Regions from separate parts of the Homo sapiens genome. Here region 1 is linked to region 2. A link is a loop called in an ENCODE intact Hi-C map of the cell type or tissue named here. Cell type or tissue: gastrocnemius medialis. All regions are shown on one strand. Each heading gives the region's core, and the rest is flanking DNA. Links, peaks and the distances in the headings are about the cores only.

Region 1 (10,792 bases), core at 4,520-7,019, 150 kb after region 2:
AGAAAAGTCTCTTGGGTAACTGCCACACTTCACCCTCATACAGTGGGCCCCAGTAAAACAGTGGGCGTTAATAAACACATTATTTTCCCTTCAGGTGCACTAAAATAGGGAAGCTAAAAGCAGACTCGGGGGGTATGCCTGCAGCTGCAGAAAAATGTATAAAAACAGACACACAACTCTCCCTCCAAAATAAGCACAACAAAAAACACAAAAGCAGTCCAAGCCTCTAATAAACTCTCCTATCCTAAATCCTTAAAAACTCTTAGTCTGTAAGAGAGTGTGCTGTTGACCTAGCTCAGCCAAAAGCTCCTCACAGGTTCGTTTTCTCTAAAATAAACCTGTCTTAACTGGCAAGCCACCTTTCGTGTTTTTTTTCCTCTTTCTTTAATTCTTACACATACTGTTTTATTTCTCTTGAGTGAACACCCAGAAATAGAATAGCAGAGCCATATGGTACATAAGTTGATTAGCTTTTTGAGAAACCACCAAACTGTTTTATAAGGCAATTGTATAGTTTTACATGTGTAGCATCAGTGTGTGAATATTCTAGTTGTTCTACGTCCTTGTTAACATTTGGTATTGTCAGACTTTTAAATTTTAGCCATCTAAAAATTTATAGTGTTATTTTATGGTGGTTATAGTTTGCATTTCCCCCATGACTAATGATGCTGAGGATCATCTCATAGGCTTTTTGAAGTATGTGTTCAAATCTTTTGCCCATCTTTAAAAATTAGGGTTTTTGTTTTGTACAAATACTTGGAAATTAAGCAACATACTCCAGAATGACCAATGGGTCAATGAAGAAATTAAGAAAAATAAAAAAACTTACTGAAAATGATGAAAACATGTCTAACAAATAAAAATTGATACACAACATACCAAAATCTATGGAATACAGTAAAAGCAGTACTAGGAGGAAAGTTCATAGTAATGATTGCCTACGTCAAAAAAGTAGAAAGATTTAAAACAACTTAACAGTGAACCTCAGGAAACTATAAAAGCAAAACAACAACAACAAAACCCCCAAACTCCAAATTAGTAGAAGGAAGTAAATAATAAAGATCAGAACAGAAATAAATGAAATAGGTTGGAAAAGTAATACAAAAGATCAACAAAATGAAAAGTTGTTTTTTAAAAAAAATTGACTAAGCATTACCTAGACTAACTAAGAAAAAAGAGGGAAGAACCAAATAAATGAAAAAGGAGATGTTACAATTGATACCACAAAAATATAAAGGATCGTAAGAGACTATTATGAACACCAATAAATTGGAAAGCCCAGAGGAGATGGATAAATTTCTGGGCACCTACAACCTACCAAGATTGAACCAGGATGAGATACAAAATCCGAATAGACCAATAACAATTATTGAGGAACCTCAATAATAATTTTTATTAAACAACAATAAAAAGTTTCCCAATTAAAAAAAAAAGCTCAGGACTGGATGGCTTTACTGCTGGATTCTACCAAACTTTGAAAAATAACTACCAATTCTTCTCAAACTATTCCAAAAAATTGAAGGGAAGAGAATTCTTCCAAACTCATTCTATAAGGCCAGAATTAACCTGATACAAAACCAGACAAGGATACAACAACAAAAAAAGAATTTTGCAGGCCAGTATCCCTGATGAACATAAATGGAAAGTTCCTCAACAAAATACTAGCAAACTGAATCCAACAGCACATTAATAAGTTTATTTACTAAAACCAGGTGGGATTCATTCCAGGGATGCAAGAGTGGTTCAACATATGCAAATCAACAAACATAATACATCCCATCAACGGAATGAAGGACAAAAATCATATGATCACCACAATAGATGCAGAAAAACAGTTGATAAAATTCAACATCCCTCCATGATAAAAACTCTCAAACAATTAGGTTTAGAAGAAGGAACACACTTCATCTTAATAAAGGCCATATATGACAAATCCACAGCTAATATTGTACCAAACAGGGAAATGTTGGAAGTTTTTTCTCTAAAAACTGGAACAAGATAAGGATGCTTACCCTCACTACTCTGATTCCACATAGTACTGGAAGTTCTAGCCAGAGCAATTAGGCAACAGAAAGAAATAAAAGACATCCAAATTTGGAAGGAATAAGTCAAATTGACCATGTTTGCAGATGACATCCTCTTACCTACAGAAAAATCTAAAGACTCCACCAAAAAACTCTTAGAATTGATATACAAATTCAGTAAAGTTGTGAGATACAAAATCAACATACAAAAATCAGTAGCATTTCTATACACCAATAATAAACTATCTGTAAAAGGAACCCCACTTACAATAGCTACCCCCCAAAAAAAACCTCCACCTAGGAGTAAATTTAACCAAAGAGGTGAAAGATCTCTAGAATAAAGACTACAGAACACTAATAAAAGAAATTGAAGAGGACATAAAAAATTGGATAGATATCCCATGTTCATGGATTGGAAAAATTAATATTGTTAAGATTCCATACTACCCAAAGGAATCTACAGATTCAGTGCAATCTCTATCGAATTTTCAATGGCATTTTTCACAGAAATGGAAAAAAAGATTCTTAAATTTGTTAGGAACCATAAAAGACCCCAAATAGCCAAAGCAATTGTTTGTTTTATTTTATTTTATTTTATTTTATTTTATTTTATTTTATTTTATTTTATTTTATTTTATTTCACTTCATTTCATTTTATTTTTGAGACAGTCTCCCTCTGTCACACAGGTTGGAGTGCAGTTGCATGATCTCAGCTCACTGCAATCTCTCCCTCCTGGGTTCAAGCAATTCTCCTGCTTCAGCCACCTCAGTAGCTAGAATTACAGACATGCACTACCATGCCCTATTTTTAGTAGAGATAGGGTTTCACCATGTTGGCCAGGCTGGTCTCAAACTCCTGACCTCAAGTGATCCACCTGCCTCAGCCTCCCAAAGTGCTGGTATTACAGGCATGAGCCTCTGCTCCTAGCCAAGCCAAAGCAATTCTGAGCAAAAAGAACTGGAGGGATCACACTACTTTACTTTAAAATATAATACTATAGTAAAACAGCATTGTATTGGCATTAAAGCAACACATAAATCAATGGAACAGAATAGAGAACCCAGAAATAAATTCACATATTTATGGCCTATTGATTTTCTGCAACAGCACTAAGAACATAAACTGAAGAAAGGACACCTTTTTCAATAAATATTGCTGGGGAAACTGGATATTCATATGCAGAAGAATGAAACTAGAGCCCCATCTATCATAATATAAAAAAGTAACTCAAAACGAATCAAAGACTTAAGTGTAAGACCCCAAATTATGAAACTACTAAGAGAAAACATAAGGAAAATGTTCTGAGCAAAGATTTTATGGATAAGACCTCCAAAACACAGTCAACAAAGGCAAAAATAGACTAATGGGATTACATCAAACTAAACATTTCTGTGCAGCAAAGTAAACAATCAACAGAGTCATGTGACAAACTACAGAATGGGATAAAATATTTGCAAACGGTTTCTCTGACAAGGAATTAATATCTAGAATATACAAGGAACTTAACAGCAAAAAGCCAAATAATCTGATTTTTAAAATCGGCAATTGATCTGAACAGACGTTTCTCAAAAGAAGACATAAAATGGCCACTAAGTATTTGAAACAGTGCTCTATGTGACTAATGATTAGGGAAATGCAAATCAAAATCACAGTGAGATATTATCTCACGCCAGCTAGAATGGCTATCATCAAAAAGAAGAAAAAATAACAAAGCTAGCAAGAATGCAGATAAAAGGAAACTTAAAACATTTCAGCTTTTACTTTAGATTCAGGGGTTACATGTGCAGGTGTATTGCATGATGTTGAGGTTTCAGAATATGATTGAACCCATCTCCCAGGTGGTGAGCATAGTACCCAATATGTGGTTTTGCAACCCTTCCTTCCTCCTTCCCTCCCTCCTCTTATACTCCCCAGTGCCTAGCATTCCTATTTTTATGTCCATGCGTACCCAATGTTTAGCTCCCACTTATAAGTGAGAAATGTAGTATTTGGTTTTCTGTTTCTGCGTTAACTTGTTTAGGATAATGGCCTCCAGCTGCATTCATGTTGCTGCAAAATACATGATTTCATTCTTCTTTTTGTGGCTGCATGGTATTCCATGGTGTATACATACCACCACATTTTCTTTATCCAATCTGCCATTATTGGGCATCTAGGTTGATTCCATGTCTTTGCTACTGTGAATAGTGCTGTAATGAACATATAAGTGCATGTCTTTTTTTTGGTAGAACAATTTATTTTCCTGTGGGCCATATACCCAGTAGTGGGATTTCTGGGTTGAATGGTAATTCAGTTTTTATTAATAGTTCTTTAAGAAATCTCCAAAGTGATATTCACAGCGGTTGAACTAATTTACATTCCCACCAACAGTGTATAAGCGACAAAGAAAATTCTCACACATTGTTGGTAGGAATGTAAATTAGTACAGCTATTATGGAAAGCAGTGTGGAAGTTCCTTAACAGGCTAAAAATAGAACTACCATATGATCCAGTAATCTCGCTACTGGACCTATATCCAAAGAAAATAAAATCATATGTCGAAGAGATACCTGCACTCCCATCTTTACTGTAGTTTCATTTATAATAATGAAGATATGGAATCCACCGAAGTGTCTATCAACAGATGAAGAGATAAAGAAAATGTGGGATATATAGACAATGGAATGCAGCCATAAAAGAGAATGAAATCCTATCATTGGTGGCAACATGGATGAGCCTGGAGGACATTATGTTAAGTGATATAAGCCAGGCACAGAAAGACAAGTTTCATATATTCTCACTTACATGTGGGAGCTAAAAAAGTTGATCTCAGAGAAGTAGAGAGTAGAATAGTGGTTACTAGAAGCTGAGAAGGGTAGGGAGACAGAGATTGATCAATGAATACAAAATTATATATATGGATAGAGGAAATAAGTTTTAGTTTTAGTGTTCTATAGCATTGTAGGGTGACTATAGTGAACAATAACTTATTGTATATTTTCAAGTACTGAGAGGAGAAAATTTTGTACATTACCAGCACAAAGAAATGATAAACCTTTGAGATAATGGATATGCCAATTACACAGATTCGATCATTATGCATTGTATGCACGTATTGAAATGTCACTTCACCCCATAAATATGTGCAATTACATGTCATTTAAAAGTGATAAGAAAAATTAGTTTTTTTGATCTTATTATTGACTCGTAGGAAGCTTATATATTCTGAAAAGAAGTCCATTTTCAGATGTGTACTAAAAATATTTTCTTTCATTTTATGACTTACCTTTCCATTTTCTTTAATGGAAACTTTTAAAAACTTTTAAAAAACAAAGTTTTAAAAAAATCTAGTTAAGGTCCAGTTTGTTAACTTTTTTCTAATATGGCTTGTGACGCTTATTCCTTCTGCCTAGAATGTTCCTGGGATGTTTGTGGAGCTAAGTCCTCGCTTCCTTCAATTCTTTACTCAAATATGTCCACCCTATTTAATGTCAACTGTCCACCGTATTTAATGCCACCCTATTTAATATCACTAACACCTCCTCCCCCCTCACTCTTGACATTCATTCTAGTCTATTTTACATTTTTTTCTCATAGAACTCATAAATTTCTAGCATGCTTTATAACTTACATATTCATTATGTTTATTGTTTATTGTCCGTCTTTGTTCCAGTAAAATGTAAACTCCTAGAAGAACAGAGACCTGTGTTTTGTTCACTGATGTACCCTAAGTGCTCACAAGTGTTTCTAGCACCTAGTATTTGCTCAATAAATATTTGCTAGGTTGATGAATTAATGATTTCTAAGCTTTCCTTCAGCCTGAAGAGTTTTCTGATTGTAAGATTCTACTTAGATAATCCTAATTGTCTCAGTGACTCTCACCAGTCACTCACTTCTCCCACAAGGTGGCAGTCTTTACCTTCAACACAGGTTCTGGTAGCCTCAAATTTGAGAATTAATAGCTGAGTTAACCTGCTTGTTTTCTTTGAGCCCAGACAGCCTGCCCTATGGGAACTGACAGCTGTAAAATTTAAAGGACGAGTGTAATTACCCTGCAAGATCTGAGTGCTTTTAGGCAAGAGGATTTAGGGGGTGAGAGTTTTCCTGGAGAGGGACACATTATGAAGGTGATATTGCTTAATTGATGGGGACTTTGAAACATAGTTGCTCTTTGTGAGAATGGTATAGGTTTAGAGAGAGGTGCTAGCACAGAGCTGTGACACCTGAAGTAGGCTGACCGCAGACAAATTGGATTTAACCACCAAATATATCTGTGTTTTCATGTCTTCCTGCCCCGTGCCCTCTTATCTGACTCACTTTACCCCAGCACTGGGGAATAACTGTGCCCTATTCTGGTCCTGACCCTTTTGTACCATCTAGGGAAATGAGAACTCCTCTTGGGGTCTCAGATCCTCATTTCTGTTAGAACCAATCCTATTCTGTGGGTAGGGCCATGGTTGTAAATTTCCTGTGGGAGGCAGCATTGCTTTGCAAAAAGAACACAGTTTGGCATGTGAGGCAGCTCTGCCACTTGGACAAGGTGATAACGCTTTAGTCTCTTTATTTCTAAAACAGGGAAGATGCTAATACCCCGCCCATGGACTAGTATGAGATTTAAATGGCAGGTACTTGGCACAGTGGCAGGTGGTGAATGCTCTTTGGTGATCATGACTATCCCTTTCTCCTGGTAGTGCTGCCTCCTCCCTCTGAGCACCTGGAGTCAATCCACCTTGGGTAGGTCAGAGAAGGCAGAAGAAAGTGGTGGGAGGTGAACTCGACGGAATGATGTACAGGGCGATAGGGTGAGTGAGAGGTCTGGGATCTATTGGCAGGAGCAGAATGGTAGGAAAGGGAAAACATGCCATTGACCTTGAATCTTGACATTTGTGCCCATCCTATGCTGTGTTGAGCCTCAGGTCACCGTTTGCGGAGGTGAGCAGAAAACTGCTAACAGATCGAGGCTTCTCCAGCCTTCTAGGTAAACTTTCATCAGTGGGTTAGTTGTCTTGTTCAGAAGCTGATCACGGAGCTTTGGCCAAGCATAAACACTGATTATGGCAGTCCAATTGTCATAATCCCTTTGATTCTTTAATATCACCTTCAAGATTGTTTGTTATTGTCAATGCCCCCACAACCTAAGACCACCAGGAACACACTGTAATTGAAAAAGGTGGGTTTGTTGCTCTCTGCAAGAAGGGAGGACACTCAGCGTAGAGACTCATGAGGGTGGGGCAGGTTTTATCCGATGACGTTAGAAAGGACTTACTGAGGATTTGGGCTTGTTTTAGGAGATTTGGGGGAAAGGTTCAAGGAGACTGGCTTTTCCTGGATGCTGCCAGGAAGTAGTGGGATGGTAGTAAGTCTGTGGTAGGATGTTTAAATAAATTTCCTCTACTGGGCTGGAAGAATGAGAAGGCTGAAGCTGTAATAAGTAAAGAAGTGGCAGTCACTCCTATCAGCTATGATAAAAGGATGTTTGGCTATTACTTTATGGTTTGGATGCTATTTTTGCTTGTGTTCACATCATGGTCTATCATGGTGATAGGCCACGTACACAGTGGCCTTGTCTGATGCTGGTGTCCCATGGAGTTGATTATGCTCAGCTGAAGGACACTAAGGCCCAACTGTGGGGGCCAGGCCAGCTCCTGAGTGTCAGGGGGGGCTGCACTGCTTTGTCATTATCAACATCTCCACATACAATACAGCCTGTGCATGTGAGGTCCCAGAAGGAAGGAGCTAAAGCAGCTAGACTGGGATCACTTTACTCAATTTGAGGAGAGGAGTGCTCTTGAGGGAACCAGAGGAAGGCAGATGAGCTGGTCTGATCTCCTTTTCTATTGGAGCTCTATGCAGATAGACTGAAAATATTTGCTAAAACAAAGAGCTCCATCTCTAGAATACCCTTAGCAGGATGTCCTTGATTAAAGGATTATTTCTGAAAACTAAATCCAGAATCCGTGAGGCATGATTCCCTGGAAGATCATGTAAGCTGTACAATTCTCTATGGAATAAATTGGAGACTTCATCCCTTAGATCCCTTTGACTGTGTGAGGAACCCCACGAAACCTCACTTAGTGACTTTATTCATTCTTCTGGGCCTGAAAGCATATGTCTCATGCAGGAAGGAAGGCAGGACCAGTGGGGCTTTGCAGGTTGTGCCATTCTCTCCTTGCTTTGCTTGAGACTCTTTATTACCTGTCTCCCTGACATTATTTGTAGTGTGATTCTGGGTGTGTTCTGTGATTCTTGTGACTAGGTATCCAATTTTGCTTAAGGATGCAAGGAAGTGTTTGGGGAGAAAGCTCTATTGGAAGAGGTCTGTAGTCCTAGCCTCCCTCCCCACCCCACATTTCACATCATTAGACCTCAGCACATGGGTCTGGGGCACCAACACTGTCTTACCTGTTACACAGTGTGGTCTTTATCTGGATGAGGGATGCGAAAGGATACATTGTGACCAAGAGACCTGGGAGAGGCACAAAAATAACAGGTGACCACCAAGGGTGCTTGGACCTGAGATGTTTCCATTTCCTAAGACCCTCCAAGATTCTCCAACATTTGGTATAGTTGCCCAGGCAATTTAACAAGAAAATCAAATTTTTGTTATGACCCCCATTGTAATTTATGCTTATCGCAGAAAAATTGAGACTATAAGAAGGAGAATAGAAGGTCACAAAACCACTCTATACTAGTCCAGGGATAGCTATTCTTACAACATGGATTGATCAGTGTGGGGTGATTTCTCCTAGTGTTTTTTGGACAGAGAAGCATTGAAGATGCCCTGGTTTTAAGGTCTTAGGATGAAGGAATTATAGTTGAACAGTTCAAAATGATGTTATGAATTACTTTCAGATTTGTTTGCTTGATTGCATTAGCCTTGCCTGGCCCTACGGTAACTATTTGGTTCCATCATGGTGGCTGAGTAGGTGGCTCTGGAAAAAGAGCTATTCAAGAAAAGCTTTTCTTTCTCTAAAAATATTGTAGGGGGCTCGCCCTCTGTTCTTGGAAGCAACGTTTGGGATGGCCTCTTGGGAGGCTGTCTGGTGAAGTGTCTAGGGGTATGTGGTCTGGACTTGGACAGGACAAGATGCAAATTCTGGCTGGGATATTCTAGTTGTGGAGTGTTGGGCAAGTTACTTGGTCTTCTGAGTTTATAGGTAAACTGGAGATAATAGGTATGTGTGAATGAGGATCCAATGAGATGCCTGTAAAACACTTAGCCAGATGGCTGCGTGAAGAAAGCACTTGGTAAATGCTAATTGTTGTGGTTGTTATAATTAGTACAATGATTAGTCATTGCTGATTGTTGGCTAACTGGCGGTAAGAAATGAAAGTAAAGTAAGGCAGTAGCAGCTGAGGGAGGTGGTGGAGGGAATCAGGAGACACTTGGAGGTTCTGGTTCTGCCTGAGTTTAAGTGCTGGGGAAAACTAGTTGAATAACTGCTGGTCTAACATTTAACAGCTGTGTGACCTCGGGCTAGTCACATTTCCTTTATAAACTTCCTTTTTCTCATTTGCGAAATGAAGGGGTTTCGTTAGGTTACTTCTCATCACCCCTGGTTGACCATTAGAATCGTTTGGGAGACCTTTTTAGAAATTCTTGGTTCTGGGGTCTTCCATTTTCCCCATTCTCACTTGGTGGGTCTGAAAGCAGGCACTGCAGCTTTTCCAAAGCTCTTCAGGTGACCTTGAAGTGTGGCCAGGGCTGAGAACCTCTGACTTCCAACAGCACTTCTGGTTTAGGAAGGAGCAAATCACCGGCACAGAATGAGCTCTCAGGAACGGCTGCTGAGCTAGTAATTGCCGTGACACTGTCTCCCTGTCCCAACTGCAGGCACCCCTAGACGTCTCCTGATGAAGACTTCCAATTTTGGAACAGAAGAATCTTTGAAAAAAATATTATTGAACTTCCAGAAATGATTCATTCCTTCTCTGCTCCTTCTTTAGTTGGAAAGATCTGCCCCCATCCCTGTCTACTGCAGTCCCAATCCCTTTTTATTTCAACATATATATCCAAACCAACAAAAAAATTGACTCGCACAACCAAGGTGAGGTGTTTGGCTTTAAGGATAAAATAAATAGTTTCATAAAACCTGCCCCCAGATTTCTCATTGCCTCTACTCATTTTCTCTAATTTGTAGGGCACACTGAAAGCTCGGATTCATAAGATGTAGAAAGGGCAGAGAGTTAAGTTACAAACTCTTCCTAGGTCTGTTTCAACTCTAACGTTCTATAGCTCTGCTCCGTCTAAACAAGGAATTCTGTTAAATTTGTAACCTGGACTTTCTTGAATACTGAGGTAATGTTTCTTGAAGTAGGATATATATACCCAAGAAGAATAAAAATAATTCTGGAGGTGTCTTAATTCTCTGTGGGACTCAATAAAAGTTTTGGTGATTATATATAAACACACTTATGAAAGCATCTGGTACATGTAGGTGCTCAGTGCACATGAATTTCTCTTTCCTGCCAGATCTTTTGTAGTGGAAAATTATCTTATTCTTCCATCTTTGTCTGCAAAGATGCTGCTAAGGAAAGATGTAGAAGAGTTTTACAAGGGAGTTGGAGTATGGGAACAGGAAGTTCCCAAGAAGGCCACTGCATTAATAGAATTGAAACAAGATCCCCTAAAGGAAAATCGCTGCCAAATCTCTTTTCTCTAAACTATCCAAAATGGTGCCCCATAAATTTTCATTGACATTGAAGTACATAATGTAATAAGCTTTTTTTTCCTTAAATATATAATGTACGGAGAAAACCAGGTTGATAATGGTTTCCTGGCATAGCT
Region 2 (10,792 bases), core at 3,548-6,047:
GCCAATTCCAGCAATTCTGCCTTAGCCTCCTGAGTAGCTGGGATTACAGGACCCCGCCACCATGCCCAGCTAATTTTTGTATTTTTAGTAGAGATGAGGTTTCACCATCTTGGCCAGGCTGGTCTTGAACTCCTGACCTCATGATCCACCTGCCTCGGCCTCCCAAAGTGCTGGGATACAGGCATGAGCCACTGCACCCAACCTATAACTGACTTTCTGTCTCAGACATTCTACAGTGATAAATCAAGTATTACAGCCTGGTTTCAAACTGATTCTCAAAAGTGGTATGTCACTTAAAGACGATACAGTACATTCAAAAATAGATAAGAAAACGGCATAACAAAAACACATATATTATTCCCCCAAATACATTTTTACTTTGTCTACTCACTCAGACAATGCTTTAATTTAATCAAGGGAGACTTATACTCAGTGAAGAAACCTTAGTAAGTAGCTGATCAAATTTACAGATGGAAAAAATGATGACCCACAGGTAAACTGTTTTGCATAAAATCATAGAGCTACCAATAAGTAGCAGAACTAGTAAGGTAATGCAAAACCCATGGGCTTCCGAAGGGGAAAAAAAATCCTAAGATTAAAATTCAGGCTCTACTAATTACTAATTGAATGAGTTGGGTAAGTTACTTAACCACTAAGACTGTTTCCTCAACTTTAAATGAAGGATAATATTTGGCTTAAGTAGTTCGTGAAGATTAAAAGAAACAATGTAGACATGTAGTAAGAACTCATTAAATTCCCTTTTCCTTCTTCCACAGGTCTCAATTCAATATTTTCTCCACTAAGCCAATCTTCTCAAATGCCAGTCAATAAATTGTTACAGGTATGCAGAAAAATGGCGGAGGGGGGAAGGAAAACTGACAATAAAGCTATACTCACTCATTTTTTAAAAAAGGATATATTCAAATTACTCTAAGCTTCTTCCCACTTAAGAGTTTTGGGTCATAAAATGTCCTATCTGTATAAATAAATGTATAAATAAATTCTTTCATAAAAGTAAACAGCACTTTTAATACCCTTACCTGAAAAATTTGGGCACACCTTAAGGCCTCCACCACTTGAGTTTTTAATAACTGGTTTATATATAAGCCTGGGAATCTCTGAACTAACCACATCCTGACAACCACAGCCTACTCTTCTCTCAGAAATCAATTCAAAGAGACCACTCCTGACACTTTAATGTGGAGCTGACCGTGTAACTCCCTTTGCTCCCACTATACCCTATTTGGATTTCCATCCTAGCATAGATGTTATTACATACTGGACTGTAAACTTTTTGAGACTAGAGACCACATGTCACATTGCCAACGTCTTTCTGTAGTACAAGCTACTACAGAGTAGACGGTAGAAACTCCAATGCTCACTGACAGAATTAATGGAGTTAACCTTGGAGAACTGGAGAAAAGACTGAGAAATTGAAGTAAAATGGAAAAAGGATGTCATTCAATATAAATATTTACTAACATCATCCCAGTCTGAAAGGTCAGTGAATTAGCAGGAGATTTCTTAGCAGATTGTTCCCAAAAAAGTAAGAAACTACTATGATTTAATATAAAGAAAATTAAACTAGGAATCCTAACAATGACTTGGGTTTCCATCTGAATCTACCACTAGCTGCTTATGTAACCTTGGCCTAGCTAATCTAGGCCTCTAAGTCCCCAGCTATAAAACAGAAATACCTTGTCTTTACATAACTCAAAGCACTGTTGTCTGGATAACAAAGGTGAAAAACCTTTCCATAAAACTTTTTACAGATGTAAAAAGAAATCCATGGGCAAAGTATTAAATCGGGTATTGTACAGCAATATTTAAAATGGTCTAAGACATACATCTGTCAGCTTTTGAAAATTTATTTTCTCATCCTATTCACCTTTATACCTAAAAAATAAGTAGACTAACATAACTTTGGAATACATTATACTAACTGGCTTAAGCATATAAGTGGTTTACTTGATGCTAGTAAATAAATGGATGCTTCTAAAATACATTCTACTTGAGAAGTTCAATATTGAAAATAGTAACTGACTTCTTGATAATAACTGGGCATTCAGAGCCCAAATTTGTACAGTGAAATAACTATTTTGTACCTTTTTAGTCTGAGCATAAAAACTAGTTCTCATTTTATATAGTTTTATTGTAAACTGTTTGGTTGGATATCCTTGGTCTATACAACCAAAGGATGGCAAAACGTGAGATGATAAATGGATAAAAACAAACAAGGTACTCTTCCTTTAATTCCTTTAAGATTACTGAACCATTACAAAATACTTATTTTCCACTCTAGCTCCCAAAGGACATCCTAAGAGAGATTTCCATTGGCTATCAGTATCAAGAAGAAATCCAGATGTAAAATTCCTATGCATTTTTTTTTCCCTAAATCGCCTCAGTTTCAGTTCAGAAAATTGGACTTTTAATCTTCGTGATAAACGTATACAACAATCTCATTAACTATATCTAATTAATTCAGAATTAGTAATAATTTTGACTTACACCATGTCAAATTGAAAATGCTTTATTAAACTAGTTATGCAAGTGGGAACATTACTGAAAAGACTCTTGGCTCAGATATCTTGTAAAAAAGCAACTGCATTTTCAAAATTTGTTCAAATACTCTCAACCACCAGGAAGAGACAGAAAAAGAGCGACTAACTTCTTGAAAATTTTAAAATAAGGCTGCTTAGCCTTAGTCTGCAAGTAAATTAAATTGTGATTCTTTATTTTGGGAGGTCACAATCATCTGGAAATCGATGAAAGCTACAAACACCCTAGGAAAATGGACACACGCACAAAATTTTCCATATAATTTCAGGTGATCCTAGGCTACCTCTCCACAGTCTAAAGTGGAGAGAAAACCTTGGATTCTGTTAGTCTTCACTTCCACTTTCGATTTTTGAGACCATTTTTTTTTTCTTTCCTGCTATTAAAGAATGGTGTCTGAATGAACGATATTCAAAAGCCAGAGAGGATAAAAACACTATAATACTGCTAAGTAAAAAATTCAGGGATATACCCTCTTGCTTAATGGCTTAACCATTCCTCATGCTTCTCCTAGATGAGTGGTTCTCACCCTCAGCTGCATACTGCACTCAAATGGAGAGCTTTAATCATTTATACCTGATGTCTGGGTGAAATCCTAATTTTAGTGACCTAGACATCAGGACTTCTAATAGTTTTTAGTTTAAGGCTAATAAGCAACCAAGGTTGCAAACCATTGTCCTAGACAGTCCTGGTGTTTCCAACTCATGTGAACTGGGTGTTTCTAAATTTTCAGAATGGAGGGAGGGAGAAGATGGAGTGCTAAGATTTGAAATTCAACGTCACTGCTTTAAATTGCTGGTCTTGAGTGTGGCCTAACAGTGAATACCCTGGGCATCCTCCAATCGCCTGGCTGAGCTATGAAACACCCCTCTTTTCTGTAGACAATGGTTCTGCATAATGCTATGCAATTTCTGAGAATTCCTAAAAGTTGATTTCTATGCTTAAACAGTAGTCATTTGAATGCTTTATTTAGTTGGATCATTTCCACAAGAAACGGGACTGCCTGAGGTTTGCAGATATCCATGACTTTCCCCAACATAAACTGACAAATACGTGGAATGTTAATATTGTTTTAAAATCACTAGCAAAGGGCCCTGAACCATCTCCACAAAAGTGCCTCTTCAGCTTATGCTGCACCAATTATGGGCCCAAAATGGTTCTCACAGTTAAACCAACTTTTCCTGAGGCCCCCTTTATTCGAGCTCATATAAAGAAATCCAAGAGAGAATTGCTGTCTTATAACAAAATCTACATCCAGTAAGTGTTCAGGGCAATAAAAGTTGCAAGGAAAACGATAACGACACATGAAGAGTGAAGGTTCTTCAGTTCTAAACTTGGCTTTTCTCCCAAATCAAACCAGTGAAGAAAGCCGGGGGTAAAAGGAACCGGGTAGCTGGGAGACGCTGCAGTTCCAGCCAGGAAGCCAGCGAGAGGTGCAGAGGATGGGTGGGTGTCTGCACGGAGAGCCCCGAACAGGCCCGGGGGAGTGACGGGGGACGGGAACAACTACTCGGTGCAGATGGGAGTCCACCGCAGGTGGCCGGCCGGGGCACCCAGGGCTTCGAGGAGGTAGGGCCGCTCTCCTTAGAGGCAGCAGCGGGAGTCCCAGCGCGGCGGTGGGGCCGGCCCGAGGGCGGCCAGTGACGCCGGTAGCGCCCCTCCTCAGCCGCCAGGCCCTCGGCAGGGGACGCCGCCCGCCCCGAGAGCACGTCCGAGGCGGCGGCCAGGCCGGCTCTGCGAAGGCCTCGCAGCGGGCGGGCAGGCTGCGGGAGCGGGCGGCGCTGACAGCTGCGCAGGCGGCTACTCGCGCGGCGACGGCACGGGGCTGCGGGCGCGGCGCAGGCCAGGCCGCCCCAAGAACCCAGCCCGCTCCCCATCGCCGCCCGCACCGCCCACAGCGGGAGGCTCAGCGCTCCGTTACCTTGTCGCAGTAGAGCCCCACCAGCTGCTTCATCCGCCAGTGTGGGGCGGTGAAGACGTCCACTTCTTCAGGAAAGGGCGCCATCGCCACTGCCTCAGCCTCCGCCTCAGCAGCCGCGGCCGCCGCCTCTCCATAGACACCCTCGCCGCGGGGCAGAGGCGGCGCGCCCCCTTGCGCATGCGCCCGCCCCGTCGGCGCGCGCGCCCGGTCGGCTTGGCCGGCGGGGACGCGGGGGCGCGCAGGCCGCCGCCATGCGATCCCTGCGGCCCACGTGACCGGGCGCGCGCAGAGGCTCGCGGCTTCTGCCTCCCGCCCCCACTCTTTTCGTTTTTTGTCGTCTTCATAAGCCGCAGAAGGAACCCAAACCTTTTCCCTGTTTCTTTCACTACATGAAAGCACAGTAGCTGAGGGTAGGGGAAAGTCGTTGCAGTGGCGCTCTCGGCGCTTCTCCCGTTGCTGCCCTGCCCACCACGGCCTTGAGGAGAGGCAGCCAAGCACAATGGCCGCGGTCAGGGCCGCGAGCTCTGCTTGTGCCCACGCCCCGACGCCTGCTTGGCCTGGGTGACCAATGCTTCTGGCCAGGACCTCCGGAGCTGCCCTTCGCCTCCCTGCGATTGGCCCGTGCCAGATTTTTCCTGGGGCCGAGCGCAGACCACCCCGGCCGCCACTCAAAGGCCGGGCCTGGCTCCCACCCAGCGGTTGGTGAACCAGAGCTGCGGGCTCTGAGAGCTTCGGTCCCGGGCGGCAGCCCACAGCGGGCGCGGGGCCTGGGTGCGAGGGGCGGGGCAGAGACCGCGAGAGAGAGTTCTCGTGAAATTCGGGAGACTCAACGTGGGGGAAAAACAGTATCTGGGGATCCAGGTGCGGAAATGCACCTCAAGTGCAGGAACGCGGGTCAGGGATAGGCCCGACGGGCCTTGGGGGTGGGGAGAAGGGTGAATAATGGAAGGTTGGTGCGGGAAAGAACCTTGGTACAAATCCCGCCATTTTAAGCGGAGGTTCGGAGAGAAAACAAGGTCACTAACCCAGGAAAATGTCTGCCTCTTTCCCATAAATCGCCTGGCCCTGGCCACAGACCTCCTGGAGACTCTGTTCTCTGCTCACGCCGGTCAGTCTTAGATTGGTTGGCTGGAGTACTGCTGGACAGATAGAGAAATAGGAGAAAACAGGGAAGCCTGAGAACCTTGGGAGGAATTGTTATTTGCTTAATGGCCAGAACCTCCAGGAGGGCAAGAACCAGATATGCTGTGTTCACCCTTGTTCTCTATTATCTATCACAGTTGCAAGACAACATGGGGATCAGTAAATAGTCAACAAATAATGGAGTAGAAGAAGGTGAGAAAGAACTTTGCAGTGGAATGCACCCTATTTAGTTCTAATCTTATATTACTATATGCTATTATAGACAGTGTGAACAGTGGTTAAACCACAGACTCTGGAAGTTAAGATTCCTGGTTTTGCCAGACACTAGCTATACAACCGTTAACAAGCTATATGACTTCTTTATGCCTCAGTTTGCTCTGACATGAAATGAAGCTAATAATACCTACCTCAGAATCTTTATGAGGATTTATATATTTGAAGCACTTATAACAGTACCGTCTGTAAGCTAGTAATACTTTTTTAAAGCAACTCTATGAGGTAGTGCTGCAGGAAATTAAGTCTTCAAGACATTCTAGTAGTTGCCTAGGGTCCCACAAATTAGTAAGTCAAAAATCTGTCATATAAATCTGGATCTGACAGTACCCCCAGAGTCATTGCATTAGTTGGGATACAGAGATGGCTTATTCACAGTCTGTCTTAAGAAGCAGGAATAAGGCTTAAGAAATAGAATAATAATAAAATATTTGATAAAGATTAATTTCTCTCTTCCTCCTTCTCCCTTTCACCCCGTTTCTCGTTCTTTTGCCAGGACTTTGCCTCTATATTTTTTAATAACCTCCAGAGAGCATTTTCTTATTTACCCTCTATTTCTTTACCTCATACTAATCTTTCACTCCAGCTATCTTGGAATGCAGAATCAGACCTCAGGTGAACCAGTTATATAGAGAAATGAGCTCCATGAGAACATGCACTTTGTTTTATCCTCAGCACTTAGAATGATGTCTGTCATAAAGTGAGTATTCAGTAAATATGTTGGAAAAAAGAATGAGGGTAGTTCATAGCACTGTGTAATTTCCTCATTTTTACTAATGTTTAATATGCTATGTTGTCTTGTCCAATCAACTGTTTGTGTCTGTGCTGTTCACTAGTGTATCCATCTGTAGAACCAGACACATTAAAAAGGTATTTGGCAACAACAACAAAAAAAGTCCATCCACACAGTTTCACTGTAACCCAGATTTGAAGCTCTATAATCAGCTGAAAAGTAGTAACAGCCACTTTGGACACTGGCCATTTCAAGGAATTTGTTTTAGATGACAAAATGAAAGAAAGTGATTTTAAAAATAATCCCTGTGAGTAATTTTTCCCATGGAAAGCTATTAACATTAGCTCCATATGCTGAATTATGTAGCAATTAATCACCTGATATATCCAAAATAAATGACTGACTTTACTGAACTTTAGCTCTAAAGAGGTCATTGATCAGTGTAGTATCATTACCATAGGTTACTGCAACTACAGCAGATTTGGGAGGGTTATTAAGACCAAGGTTGTCACTTTACCTCTCTGTGAGACCTTTTTGGATGTATGACAGCAGATAATTCCAACAGACCATCTAGCAATTGACCACCACAAGAAGTCTGAATAAGGCATGTGAACAGAGCAGTGAAAACCCACATTGTAGAATAACTGGTAGAATTGGTCGTTTCTCTTACCTACTCTCATTCTCTCTCTGGCAACCTAAAAATATAACTTATTCTGTTATCAATAGGCCTCTTCTATAGTAGTTTCCAAGCCTAATTTTGAGAACCCTGGAAAGGGTTATTGGCCAGGGAGGGTCAATTCTAAGGCATTTCACTCCGTTTGAGTATGTGACACAGCACTTTCCCTAATAGGGGATTAGTTGTGAAAACAAGCAATGAAAGAATGTTTACGTTTTGACCCAGTTGGAATCATAGTCCTCACTCAGTACCAGAGTTGATCCTTACTGTCCATCAAAATAGTCAATCAACAACTGCTGCAGCAGGCTGATTTAGGAATTGCTGTGGTTTGAATGTTTGTCCTTTCTAAAACTCATGCTGAAACTTAATCCCCAATAAGGCAGTATTAAGAAGTGGGGCCTTTAAGAGGTGATTGGGTCATGAAAGTTCTGCCCTCATGAATGGCTTAATTCATTCATGGATTAAAGGATTCATGGGTTATCATAGGAGTGGGACTGGTGGCTTTACAAGAGGAAGAAAGACCTGTGCCAGCATGCTGAGTCCCTCGCCATGTGATGTCCTGCACTGCCTTGGGACTCTGCAGAGTCGCCACCAGAAAAAAGGCCCTCATCAGATGCAGCCCCTTGACCATAGACTTCTCAGCCCCACACTGTAAGAAATAAATTCTTTTTCTTTATAAATTACCCAGTTTCAGGTATTCTGTTATAAGCAATAGAAAACAGACTAAGACAGGCACATACAGGATGATGTCTTAATCTACTTTCTCGATAGCCACAGAGGGCTTTCTGGTAGAAGTGGCCCTTAAGTTCAGCATTAAATATTAAGAAAAATTATCCATCTGGGACTCCAGAGACTTAATTTTTTCATATTCAGCGTTAAACTGGACACCCAATATGCAGCAGGAGCTTGAGATATAAAGTTGAATAAATCCTGATTACTGTTCTTGGAATTTCCCAGCTTTTAAACTCAGTTTCATACTATCCACCCCATCCTTAATCAGCTGCAGTGATCAATGTTTCTTCCTCATTAATTTCAGTCCCTCCTGTGCTTTAACTAAATAATATATTTAATGACAAAAAATCAGAAGAATGTCATAAATGGAAGGGTACCCAGTAAAATAATTAATTTCTTAGCAGTTTTAAGTACCTGACATTATGTAATAATGTTTATCTACATTCCCTGAACAAGTAGTAGGCATACATAGTAGGCATAAAATATTTCTTGCTGCATGAATGAGAATTTGAAAAGTTTTTACAAACCAAAATACTCCTGTTATTCAGTAATATACATATATGGTTTTTAAGAAAAACTAATCCAAACAAGCTATATTTAAAGTCCTAATTTCAACAATTGTTACCCTCCTTTAAAGGGTTCTCATTTTGACCTCATAAGCAAAAATTGATTCCTAAACTGGGTACTGGGTAAGATTCAGTTCTGGGAATCTCTTTACTCAGATTTCTAATTCCTTCTACCAGGAGAATGTGAGCTGCACCGCAAACTACGTTAACTGTCCAAATATAGAGTAGTCCCATTCCTTAGATCTCCTTTTGAAGAGAAGTTTAGATAATACTAAAATCATAGTCTCTTTCATTTTAAATCTGGAGATATAATGTGTATAGTGGTCCATAAAGTTTCCTTGCAAAATTTTCAGACAGAGAAGAGCCTTCCATTTCCCAAATATACCTTTATGTCACCTACCTTGCGTCATTTACCTCTTAGTAAATATTGCCAAGTGAACACCAAAATCTTGATTTTCAACCAGAGGCTCTATTATGGGCTGACTTGTAGGGAGAAAGAATGGTTCCATGTGTATGGCCTGAGGGAAAGGTGGCTACTCTCAGGGACAACTTGACTCAGCTGTTTGCACCATGTAGTGAGAAAGTATCACAAGTTTCTGGAATGGAAAGAAATGATAAGTTCCTGTAAAGTGTCAGAGTTACATTCATTGTAGTGATGAAATCTGGCAGGCAGTTGCTTAATCCCTGCCTACAGAGAGGGGAAAAAAAAGTATTAGGAAAGTATCAGTTCTGTTTCCTTCCTCCCTACCCCTGACATTTTTTTTTTTTTTTAAAGAGGGTTTCACTCTGTCACCCAGGCTGGAGTGCAGTGGCACAAACATAGCTTACTGCAGCCTCAAACTCCTAGGCTCAAATGATCCTCCTTTCTCAGCTGCAGAATAGCTAAGACTACAGGCCCGTGCCACCACACCAGGCTAATTTTTTATTTTTATTTTTTGTAGAGGTGCAGTCTCATGATGTTGCCTAGGCTGATCTTGAACTCCTAGCTTCAAGCAATCCTCCCACATGGCCTCCCAAAGCACTGGGATTACAGGCATGAGCCGCCGCACCCAGCCCCGACATTGTTTTAAAAACTCAAAACAGAGTACCAAAAAATCCCCAATTACACAAGACACCTCCTAAAAAATTTAAATGCTGAGAGCTACCTAGAAATAGAGATGTCATGTATACATCTTATTTGTGTTCACTGACCAATAGCCTGGCTAATACACGAAACATTGATTTGAATTCTAATCCCACTTCTCACTACCTACCTACCCACAAGATCTAGGGCAAATCACTTGGCCATTCTGGAGCCTTCATTTCCTCGACTGTAAAGACTTGGTCTGGGACACTTTTGAGTGATAAAAGGTGCTAGATTATTAATACATATTAATTAATCTACAACATGTGTAAAAAGGACTCTCCCAGGCTGACTTGTTAAGGGAAATCTGTCACCAGTCATCCAGATAAGTCAGTCTAGAGTTAGGTGGCCCAGCACGGTGGCTCACGCCTGTAATCCCAACACTGGGAGGCCGAGGTGGGCGGATCACTTCAGGTCAGGAGTTTGAAACCAACCTGGGCAACATGGCGAAACTCCATCTCTACTAAAAATACAAAAATTAGCCGGGCATGGTGGCACACGCCTGTAGTACCAGCTACTGGAAAGGCTGAGGCAGGAGAATCACTTAAACCTGAGAGAAGGAGGTTGCAGTGAGCCTAGTTTGAGCCACTGCACTCCAGCCTGGGTGACAGAGCAAGGCTCCATTTCAAAAAAAAAAAAAAGTTAGGTAACCTTTAACGAATCATTATTTTATTTGTGTAACCAATTTAACTGTGATTAGTTCCATTCACTTTCCCTAAAATGTCTCTACCAAGGTGATTCTTTGGACTACTATAGGTGTTTCCCCTGTGTGCAAGGTTGTAACAAAACTTTGGCATGTGCTTGTAATTGCACTGTTTTAAAAGTGTTCTTTTACAGTGAAGAGACAGTAAAGCAAAATGGGTTGGAGTGTGGAACCAGTATTCTCATCTGTAAAGGGATAGTGAGTCTCCAGAGTATCCTGAGAACTAAGTGTTTTATGGAATTTAGCAGAGCCTGGCATGGGAAGCACTAAATGTTAGCTATTTTACCTGTAAAATGAGCAGATTGGTCATGATGTTCTCTTTGGTCTCTGCCAATTTTCAGTGTTTGGGAACCTTAGGAATAGTAT

Evidence for each region. Hi-C counts contacts between places; a loop is a spot of excess contacts. Peaks named below come from ENCODE experiments on the same cell type or tissue, not always from the same donor. Only the 100,000 strongest peaks of a DNase experiment are listed, where the experiment ranks them.
Region 1: it touches region 2 in a loop (3-fold over the local background); 3 of 110 quality-filtered maps call a loop at or near these places.

Annotation. Positions count from the first base shown.
Region 1 is chr4:15,799,891-15,810,682 of GRCh38, forward strand. All of the region lies in intron 1 of CD38 (CD38 molecule), which reads left to right. Among named protein-coding and RNA genes, the nearest start is that of CD38, 27 kb to the left of the region's middle. In gastrocnemius medialis, for the core only: a CTCF peak has its summit at 5,894 (motif pointing right); no DNase peak of the experiment used is centred there; H3K4me3 peaks cover 461 bases; H3K27ac peaks cover 1,966 bases.
Region 2 is chr4:15,650,727-15,661,518 of GRCh38, forward strand. It overlaps FBXL5 (F-box and leucine rich repeat protein 5), which reads right to left and starts at 4,631. Exons shown (of 11, transcript NM_012161.4): 1 at 4,478-4,631. The coding sequence starts at 4,561. It also overlaps a transcript of FAM200B not described here. RefSeq lists silencers at 4,066-4,285, 4,316-4,385, 4,524-4,701, 4,626-4,735 and an enhancer at 5,036-5,155. In gastrocnemius medialis, for the core only: no CTCF peak of the experiment used is centred there; DNase peaks (open chromatin) are centred at 4,015, 4,685 and 5,465; H3K4me3 peaks cover 2,351 bases; H3K27ac peaks cover 2,323 bases.